Regions from separate parts of the Mus musculus genome. Here region 2 is linked to region 1. A link is a loop called in an ENCODE intact Hi-C map of the cell type or tissue named here. Cell type or tissue: left cerebral cortex. All regions are shown on one strand. Links, peaks and the distances in the headings refer to the core of each region. The heading gives the core; the rest is flanking DNA. Region 1 has its middle 75 kb from the start of Gm24957. Region 2 overlaps Gm36686 (a long non-coding RNA gene).

The links. Hi-C counts contacts between places; a loop is a spot of excess contacts. Peaks named below come from ENCODE experiments on the same cell type or tissue, not always from the same donor. Only the 100,000 strongest peaks of a DNase experiment are listed, where the experiment ranks them.
Region 2: it touches region 1 in a loop (4-fold over the local background); 2 of 42 quality-filtered maps call a loop at or near these places.

What each region holds. Positions count from the first base shown.
Region 1 is chr9:112,444,430-112,449,804 of GRCm38, reverse strand. No RefSeq gene overlaps it. Among named protein-coding and RNA genes, the nearest start is that of Gm24957, 75 kb to the left of the region's middle. In left cerebral cortex, for the core only: a CTCF peak has its summit at 2,063 (motif pointing left); DNase peaks (open chromatin) are centred at 2,149 and 3,716; H3K27ac peaks cover 1,765 bases.
Region 2 is chr9:113,627,195-113,632,569 of GRCm38, reverse strand. Gm36686 (a long non-coding RNA gene) reads right to left here. Exons shown (of 3, transcript XR_379911.3): 2 at 5,114-5,240; 3 at 3,809-4,171. Among named protein-coding and RNA genes, the nearest start is that of Gm36686, 3.4 kb to the right of the region's middle. In left cerebral cortex, for the core only: CTCF peaks have their summits at 2,717 (motif pointing right) and 3,578 (motif pointing right); DNase peaks (open chromatin) are centred at 2,747, 3,116, 3,571 and 4,063; H3K27ac peaks cover 4,656 bases.

The DNA.
Region 1 (5,375 bases), core at 99-5,098:
AATGCCCTTCTCATCTTCTGAGACTTGAATTAGACTTCCAGGTATCAAGAGATGCAGAGTGACCCAAAAGGTGTCCATGAAGAAATTTGGCAATGACATATAGAATTAGGTTAGAGGATCAAAATGAAAAAGAATTAAAAAAAAACTGGAGGAAGATAAAAGAGTATCTAGGAAATTTGATTTATTTATACATATAGAACAAATTTCTAACAAAATCAAAACTTGACAACAGCCTAAAGAATATTTTGTGTGCTTACAATACAATTCCAGATGGTATACTAGAAACAAGCCGAAATCTATTTCTTGCATACATATATATGAAGAGTTGAAAACACTCAATTCAAGTATTCAGAATCTACAAATCTGTGAACTGTCGTGTTCAAATGGTAGGTTGTTTCTCTTCAACTCTGCAATACTTTAGATAAAATATAATTGATTTCTTGAGTTGAAACAAATAGGTAATGGGTGCATTAAAGAATAAATCAACTTTGTGTTTCTGTAGGATTTTCAATTTTCAAAGTGCAGTTACCAACATCATGCATCCAATCAGAAATTAATTAAATCTGCGTCACTACAACTTTTACAAATAAAAAGCTAAAATACACACGTACCAGAGTGCTGCAACAGAAAGAGCTTTGGAGCAACAATCTCTCTCTTGAATTCTAGCTACATTTCTCTGTAGAAGATTATATGCAATCTTCCCCCCTTGCTGAACTAGAACCATTCAGAAATCAAACTGTAAGAAAACTATCAAGTTCTAAAGCCATAATCGACATTAAAAAATCCTATAAAAGAGAGGGGCACGTGCCAAATACAATCTGCTTTTTCCCTTTTCTGCCTCCATCTTTGCTTAGGGAAGTCTTGAACGTGGATGCATCTCAAAGACTACTGGGAAGATGTTCTTTTGTAAATTTTGATCAGTAACTATACCGCAGCTAAATATATGCTTCTTAAATTTGCTAAGCTTGAGAACCATTGGTCTGATAGAAGCTATTAATTATCTGTGTTAACCTAATTCAAACTATCACAGCCATATCTCATGTCTTCTCATGGTGTTGCCCCTAACCACAGTAGAGCCTAAGGCAATGGAAATTCAGCAATGTTCATTTTGCCTTCATTGAACACTTTGATATTTGATTCATTATAGATTTTCTTAAATACATTTTATTGGTTATTTCATTTATTTACATTTCAAACATTATCCCCCTTCCCAGTTTCCCCTCCACACCCCCCCATATTATAGCCCCTTCCCTTGCTTCTATGAGGGGGCTCCCCCACCCACCCATCCACTCCTGCCTCACCACCCTAGCATTCCCCTACACTGAGACATTGAGCCTTCACAGGACCAAGGGCCTCCCTTTCCATTGTTGCCAGATTTTTAACTATTGCATTAAAACCTTGCTTGTCTTCATGACTACACTTTTGTCAGTTTCTTAGATTTTTGTAGGCGAGCTATCTTTCTGTACCCCATCCTACTCCCATCTCACCATTCATTCCTTATGTCAGTCTAGTTTTCTAAGAACAGGTATAATTCCTGTTGTTTGGGCCTTGCAAGCTCCTGGTGGTACAAGAACTTACTCCCTTTCCCTGACACTGGCAGCATCGAGGGTGAGTAGAGGAGTGTGCGCCCCAGAGTTTAAATTGTGAATATTTGATGGGAGATGACTGCTTGCAGGTATTTGTTTGTGTTTACTTCCTTCTTTGTTTGAAGATTCTGTTTGTGTTTTTGTCCTTTATTTTGCTAGCTACAGACAATCTCAGTCAGGGTGGAGGGGAGGAGGTGGACACTTCTGTCTTTGTTGCTATCTTGTTGCTGTGACAAGGGATAAAGGGCTCATTTTGGCTCAGTCCCCTAGGAAAACTGCCCATCATGGTGGGGGAAGACAAGACAGCAGAAACAAAAAAACTTTCTGGTCACACTGCATCCACATTCAGGAAGTAGGGGGTGAAAAGGAAGTGAGGCTTTGTTAGAAAGCCTCAAGCCTGCCCTAGCACCAGAGTGGCCCATGTGCTCCAACAAAGCTCTGCCTCCTCGAGTTTCCCAACCTTGAACAGCGCCACCAACTGGAGACCAAGTATTCAAACACACAAGCCTTTGTACAGAACTCACATTCAAAGCACAGCAGCCCTTCTCTCTGCCATTGCTGCAGATCCATGCTCTCTGTAGAACTGGAAGATACAGGGCAACAGGCCAAGCTCAGCAGCTCCATTAAATCTGTCCCTGCTGGGTGTCAGTTATCTGCTTCACCACATGCTCACCAATTTTAATAATGGTCTATTGTGTGCTTCATAAAATGCTAGAGGCATTCATTTTAAATATTCTCCTCAACAACAAAAGAGGTGATGGCTATATATTCATCAGCTTGGCTGACTCTCTACAATGTATACATAGATAAAAATATCACACAGAACTATAAATAGACAGCTATTACTTGTCTGTTAAAAGCATTTTTATATTTTTAAAGACTGACAATATAGCTGTTTACTGTTTGACTATCATGCATAAGGCCCTGGGTTCTATCTGTATCTCCTTACCTCAAATGCTGGATTCTTCAAGGTTATTAGGAGCCCCACACAGAATATCCCTTCCTCCACTGTTCAAGCATATCAGCCCAAAATTGTTCAAGCATATCAGCTCAAAACTATGCACACCACAAAAAGAGGATCAGGAGACACAGCACAGGGAGACTCCTGGTGTTCCAGGCCCAGCATAGCTCAGCAGGAGTCAGAGTAAGACAAGACCGTCTATGGTTGAGTTTGCAAAGGGTCACTGCATCGGTTACCTTCCTGACAAAAAAATAAATCCGCAGCTTTATACTGATAACAGACTTCATTTTGACAGGAGCTTTAAAATGAGAAACCAAAATTGACTCAGTAAAGGAAGAAAATGGACAGTGTGACTCGCAAGAATAATTTAGCTCAGCACTTCCCAAAGTAGAGTAGACATGAAAAATTAACAATAATTGTTTTCGCTTGCTTACAAGGAATCCCAAGCTACTCTTAGGTCTTTTGTTATTTTCAGCATTTGTAGCTGTTACAGGAGTCACTGCTTTTACATGGTAAAGGGTATAAGCTTTGACAGACTCTAGAATATGTTAGCCACCATGCTACATGCCTCCAGCCACTATGATCTGTGACTCTCAAGGGCTTAAGAAAAATCTCTTCAGAGAAGTTCAAGCAAATCTCATTAGCATAGGAGTTTGTTTGACAGGTCTGAGGTGCTGCCTGTGTTTAAGTATGTACATTTTGGAGGGATACCTTTGGAAGCCTGAACACTAATCTATGTAGAAGGCAAGTGAGAAGTAAGCCAAATAAGTTGTAAACCCCACCAATGCCTTAAAGAGACTGGGATGAACAGAAATTCTTCAGGGAGAGTTTGGAATGCATGTTCTCTAAAATTCTCAGCTAGGAGCTTAACTCAGACCAGGAGCAACCTGAAATGGTGCACTTTGGTGATGTAGGTACTAATGCAGTCCCTATCACATTCAGTCCAATTATTGTCACTTGGCCATGCATACTGGAGCCATGAGGGACACAGAGGTCAGAAGGGGACCTTAAGGTACTGGATGTTGGAGGAGCAGGTGATGGCTCAAAGGCCACACAGAGCCCTGGCTGCCCAGAAAAAAGGAGGAAGGAAGACTGAATGGAGCTCATGTGGTCTGTTGCTATGTAAATCTCATCTCTAAGGAAAGGGCTGGCACAACTGTATCAGGCTAAAGATACAGCTTTTATTTTTAAACCAGTGTGCAAGGGATAAGTGAATGTGGGATGTGTGAGAGTCAGAGTGTGGGCAGAGCAGTGTGGATGTGTGCAATGTGTATGCGTGCAGTGTGTATGTATATGTGCAGTGTGTATATGACAGTGTGGCTGCATGTAGTGTGGATGTGTGCAGTGTGGGTGTGTGCAGTGTGGATGTGAGCAGTGTGCATATGTGCAGTGTGGATATACAGTGTGGATGTGAGCAGTTTGGATATTTGCAGTGTTGATGTGAGCAGTGTGGGCAGAGCAATGTGGATGTGTAGAGTGTGGATGTGTGTAGTATAGATGTGAGCAGCGTGGATATTTTCAATGTGAATGTGTGTGGTACGGATGTGAGCAATGTGGATGTGTGCAGTGTAGATGTGAACAGTGTGCATATTTGCAGTATGGATGTGTGCAGTGTGGATATGTGCAGTGTGGATACATGCAGTGTGGATAAAGTACAGTGTGAATGTGTAGAGTGTGGCTGTGTGCAGGAGAGTTGTGAGCAGTGTGGATATATGCAGTGTGGATTTGAACAGTGTGGATGTGTGCAATGTGGGTGTGAACAGTGCAGATGTGTACAGTGTGTATGTGAGTGCTGTGGATGTAAGCAGTGTGGAAGTGTGCAATGTAGATGTGAGCAGTGTGGGAGTATGCAGTGTGGATGTGTGCAGTATAGGTGTGAGTGGTGTGACTGTATACAGTATAGGTGTGAGCAGTGTGGACGTGAACCTATGCCCTGATCTATGGCACTGCCCACTGATCAGTAGCAGAGTTTAAAAGGTTAAACCCTATAAGAGATTTGCTACACATGGTTTAATTTTCAGACCTAAGAGGGTTGGGTCCCTTCAGCAAGCACTCCACCCGTGTGCTTTCACATATATGGGAAATAAAAGTCAAATTGCCTTATGTCTCCCATGGGGGAAGAAAGTGCTGTGGCTTTGCTTCCTAAGCAGATGTCAGATCTGTGCTAATACCTCCAATCAGAGCCTGGTCTTTCATGTGACAAGGTTTCTTAAAAGCCTGATAGCCTATTCTAGGGGAAAAAAGAAAACGGATAGATGGAGTTTATTTGAAGTTGAAGTTCAGAGGCGAGGAGAGGCAGCAAATTCACATTGAAACGTGGTATTTTATCCATATCATGAATTTTTATCATATTTAGTCAGTGAACAAAGACTGTCAAGTTGGCCCAAGGGCTGGCAAGATTGCTCTGTGGGTAAAAGTGCCTAACCGCAAGCTCAGCAGCCAGAGTTCAATACTTGGGACCAACATGGTTGAAGGAAAGAACTAACTCCCACATGTCGTCCTCTGACCTCCATGTATGTGCAGTTGCATCTGCATGCACTCATACAAAATTCATGAATGTGGCTGTAAAAATAAGTTAGGGATAGTTTCAAAATAGATGGCTAGAGACTTATAAAATCATATTGAATCCACCAGAATTAGGTCAAGATACTGTGAATGTTCACCTGTGTGCAAGGAGTTTCTTTAGGTCAGGGGGTGCAGCATCCACTCAAAGTGTGGCAGAAAAGGCAAAGAGAAAAGAAAATCTTTGTTGTAAACAAGGATTGCTTGCAAGTCTCAGTCTTTTAGGCAGGTTGCTGACAGGAAACAGATTGACTGCGTGACTAATT
Region 2 (5,375 bases), core at 232-5,231, 1.2 Mb before region 1:
AGGAATAAAAGATGATCGTAGCTAGGAGGAGCTTGGGAGGGCCTGAAGATAGACTGCCCAACTGTTGCTGCCTCCGACAAGCAACACTGGTGCACTGGTTCGTTTTTGTTTTTTTTTTTTTTTTTTTTTTGTTACTTTGACATAAAATAGCATCGCCTGGGAAGCAGGCACCCCAATTGAGGAATTGCCTCCTGAATTGGCCTGTGTGTGGGGGGCATTTTCTTGATAAATGTTTGATGTGGGCGGGGCCAGCTCACTGTGGGCGGTGGCATCCCTAGGCAGGTAGTCTTGTATAAGAAAACAGGCTGAACAAGCATGCAATGGAGAGCAAGGAAGACCGTTAGAAGTGTTCTTCTATTCTCCTTCCAGGGTCCTGTCTTGGGTTCCCAAAATGATAGACTGTAACCTGTGAGCTGAAGTTACTGTCCCCACAAGGTGGTTTTGGTCGGTGTTTTATCCCAGCAACGGGAATTGAACCAGGACAAAAATTGTTAACAGAAAATGGGATGCTGCTGTGATGGACCCGACCTCATAGATTTTAGATTTTGGACTATGTGGTTGGAAGAAAGTGAAAGCTTTTACAGACTGTGCTGCAGTAGGAGCTTGGAAGACAATGCAGGGAGCAGTGAAAAGGCTGGAGGCCTGGCGTGGGAAGTATCAGAGCGATGTCTCAGAGCCCCTTAAAGACCTAGGGGGGCCATTCATGTGATGCTTTGAATGAACAATCTGTAACTTTTGGTCAGCTTGGACTGAGAAATCAGCTGCAATCACAGAGAGACCAGCATCACTGAAATGAAATCTGGAATTTATTCAGTCAGGGTCACCACTCAGAAGGCCATGGTCTAGGGAGGTGGCCAAGGCTGCCTCTCAGGTTGGTAGTCAAACTTGGTAATACATAAGAGTCTCCAACATGGTACTGACTTTGAAGGCAGGAAGGAGTTATGGATAACAGCCAAGACTTAGCCCGATGTGGCAGGGATGGAGTTCCAGTAGAGGGGCCATGAGGCTGTGGGTGAAGCTGTTTCCATGGAGACCCCAGCATACTGGAGATGCAAGACTGGTGGGAAGACCACGAAGGACAGTGGCAGGTGTGGAGCCTGGGTGATAGCCTTCACATGCTGCTGATGGCAGAGCCAGAGCGATGGGGCTACCCAAACCCTTTGGAGCCCAGAGGATCATGGGTGACTCTAAGACTTCAGACACTATTTATACTGTTGAGATGGGCACTTTAATAACAGTAGTCAAAACAGAATGGATTTGAAATAATTTCTATCCTTCCAGTTCCTTACACTGCCAGCAAATGGGACATCACCTTGGGAACTGGGTAGGATTGACCATTACCCACCTGTCCCGGAAGAGGTGCCACCCGAGGGAGCAAACGTCTCCCAGGCTGGCTGACTAGCAGTCAACATGCAGTCGAAAGCAGAGGGGCAGAATGCCCCCGCCCCTGTCCCCGCTTCTCTCCACTTCCTGACCTGTTTTGCGAAGGAGTCTGCTCTTTGGGCTCAGAAGCACCCCTCTCTTTTAATATCCACCGTCTTATAGACTGAATCCACAGTCAAGAGCAGAGCAATAAGGGCTTTAGTGCTTTCCTTTGGCTCAAAGGTGAAGGCTCCGTGCTACACAGGGCTGTCCTGCGCATCCTTTCTACTGGGTCATACGGTTTCCTACATTTTACTGAGGCAAAAAGAGGTTCTGACAGGGTCAGTGTCCCCCTCAAGGCTGCACAGCAAGAAGCAGTCAGATGTCAACCTCCAAGCTCAAACTGTTCTTAAACTGCTGGTGTTAGGGCTTGCTGGGTCCAGCAGGCTACGCTGTGTTTGTCCCATGGAGAATGCAGACCCCTGTGCTGTTGAGAGTCTGAGCTAAGGTTCCTGTGTCCTCAGCGGCCATCTTTAGCTCTTTGTTCAAAGTGGCTCTCAGTTTGTTTATTATAGACGCAGAGCCTGGCAACCCTGACTGCTGCATCAGAATCTGCATTTTAATTAATCTATTATTTGTGTGTGTGTGTGTGTGTGTGTGTGTGTGTGTGTGTGTGTGTGTGTGTGTGTGTGCACGTATCTCTGAGGGTGTATGTGTGTGTGTGCATGTGGAGGTCACAGGACGACCTCAGCTGTTGTGCCTCAGGTTCCATTCACCTTGCAATTTTGAGACATGGTTTCTTGCTGGCTGAGAACTTGCCAAGCAGGCTAGGGTGGATGCTCACCGAGTTCAGGGATCTGCCTGTCTCTGTTTTCATGTGGGATGGGGTAAGCATGGACCACTGCCTGAATTGGTTTATTTATTTTTTTTATTTTTTTAGTCCTTCCTTCCTTCCTTCCTTCCTTCCTTCCTTCCTTCCTTCCTCCCCCCCTCTCTCTCTCTGCCTTCCTACCTTCCTTTCTCTCTTGTGTTGGGGAATCAAACCTTGTCCCTCACCTAGGGCAGGCAAGAATCCTACTATAGAGAATATGCTATAGAATATGCATTTTAACAAGATCTTCTTGTGATCAGAATGTACCCGAAAATCCAGGAACTGCTACAGAGGGGCCCTTCTGAAAGGAAGGGCTGCAGGCTATATGGGGAGGGGGCATCAGGGACACAGCAAAATGCACCACGCTAGCGTGTCCCCAGAAATAGACATTTCCCTGCAAGGATGGACAGAGACAAACCCACCCCTTGCATTTATTTCCAGGGCAACGGGTACCTTAGAAGCTCCGGGACTCAGTCGTTGTGACAGTGTGTGCACACTAGATGGCAGCAGAAGGATGTCGGAAAAAAGTTTGCTAGGCAGTTGGTCTAGGGGGTAAGACAAAATGATAAAGCCACATGGGCTGGGGAGGGGGGCAGCTGAGCCATGAAAGGAGATTGCTGGGGTGACGTGAAAGCAACGGGGACGGGCAAGTCCAGAAGGCTGTCTTGTGGAATGAGAGAGTTGGGCATTTGTCATTGCTTCTTCTTTTCTTTTTGCTTTTTTGGCCTCTAGCTATGTTAAGCACATGCTGTCCCCCACAGGGATGGGGCGTCAGCAGCTGGAAATGGTGAAGCTGCAGAGAATGAGGTGTGGGTAAAAAGTCCCCCATCCTCACCCCCGTCCGCTTGGTTCTGCTCCCGGAGGTCAGGGGAGGCAACAGCCGGACAGTTTGCAGCACTCGTCAGTCACAGGCAGGCTGCACGAATGGGAACATCCTTTCTCACCATGCACCGTGGGCCCTTGGCATGCACCTGCACAGCTCTTAGATGCTGACTTTTGCTGCCTTTGGCCTGAAAGACTGGAGCGAGAGTTGTTGGTGTATAGTCCGTCCACATCCACATAGTTGGCTGACCAGACTGGGAAAGAGTATTCAGGTTTTCTTTGGTTCTCTCCGTTCTTCATTTCCCTTGGGCACCCAGTGACAGCCATGTTAGAGAGGCTAGAGACCATCTGTGGACTGGAGGAATTTGGCTTGGAACAAAAGGCAAAGGAAGGCTCCATTACCCCCCTGAATTGTGGGGTCATCTTGTTAAACCTGGTCTCTCTATTTTAAAAGACTTATTTTTATTTTATGTATGTGGGCCTTCTGCTGGTAAGTGCCTGTGCACTCTGTGTGTGCAGTTCCCTTGGAGGCCAGAAGAGGGCCTCAGATTCCCCTGGAACTGGAGTTATAGATGGATGTGGGCTATCACATGGGTGTTAGGAATCAAACTCGGATCCTCTAGAAGAGTAGTCAGTGCTCTGAATTGCTAAGTTATCTTTCCAGCCCCAAATCCTGTCTCTTTATCATATGGTGCTTGGTTTAAGCAGGCCTATTTGGTCTGTGGAGATAAGAGTTTGAAAATTTATTTGGGAACCCACTTAAAAAAAACAAACAAACCAAAAACCAGAATGAATTTCAGCCTATTTGAAGGCAGTGCTGTCTGAAATAACCTGGGGTCATGACAGATAGGTGGAGACACTGGTTTTAGAGATTTCAGCATTCAAGTTTAGACACTGATTTTTTCAAGTGACTATCTGTCTTTAACGGAAATTGAGGCTTGGTGAGATTGCCATTGCTGTAGACGTCTGCAGGCTTAACGGCAGTAGGGTTGTGGATTGTAGGATGGGTGTGAGAACATGTCTTCGCTGTGTCTTGTTGGAGGCTCTCAGAGATCCACTGTGCTCATTTTAGCAAAGCCAAGACAAGCAGACACGAGCCAGGCTCTGTGCTGAGGACTGAAGACACAGGGGACTCATATGAAGCACAAATCTAATCAGTGCTGCTCTCTCTCCCCTCCCTCCCTCCCTCCCTCCCTCCCTCCCTCCCTCCCTCCCTCCCTCCCTCCCTCCCTCCTTCTTCCCTCCCTGTTTCCCTCCCTCCCTTCCTTTCTCTTCCTTCTCTCTTAAACTCTTTCCTTTTCCTTCCTCTTATTTTCCTTCTACCTTTTAAATTTTCAACGTTATTTTGTTTTATTGAGAAAGGTTTCGAGTAGCCCAGGCTGACCTCAACATGCTGTATAGCTGAAGGTAACCTTGAATTTCTAAGTCCCTTGTCCCTCTGCCTCCTCAGTGTTGGGGTTACAGGCATGGCCATCATAGCCCGTTTCTATGGACCAGGGTTGGAACGTCTATGCATGCTAGGTATGCACTCTACCAACTGGGCTACAACCCCAGCCTCTCCTGACCTTTTAAAAAAACGTCTGAGATGGGAGGTGGTGATGCACAGCTCTGATCCCAGCACTCAGGAGGCAGAAGCTGGCAAATCTCTGAGTTTGAGGCCAGCGTGGTCTACAGGTTGAATTCAGTAAAAGCCAAGGCTATCCGGAGAAATCCTGTCTTCAAAAATACAAAACAAATAAACAAAACCGACATCAAAAAAGGAAAAGAAAAAAAGAAAAAGAAAAAGAAAAAGAATTCTGATGCTATTTTAAGTCCCAAGAGGATTTTGCAAATTACCAGCCGAAGAAGACTAACTTGGGGACTCCAAGGACATAGTTGATCTCTCTTGTCCTTCCCCAAAGGAAGGCTTAATACATGACAAGTACTTAGAGACTTTAAGAAGAAAGTTTCTGTTTTATTATAGTAACTTGCTTTGTACTCTGAGAGAGAAAAATAAACTGAACTAGTTAAACGTTGTTTTTTAAGTCCCCCCCCCCCCCCCGGCCTGAGGACATATACCTTCTGCCACAGAAAAGCTCAGACGCTCTCTCAGGAAGGTGCTGTTCAAACGACCCAGTCACAGTTTGCTGTGGGCTGCTCCTGTTCCTCAGGTTCTGGGGTTTGGCTCCTTTGTTAGGGTATATTGCTTAAGTTTTGCAGATAGAAGGAAATGGAGAATTAGCAAGTGAGATGTGTTACCATGCTTTCTGGCATGTGGCTAGAGAACTGAGGCCCACATGATAGCCAATGAGATGAGAATCCCATGCAAATTGGGCACCAT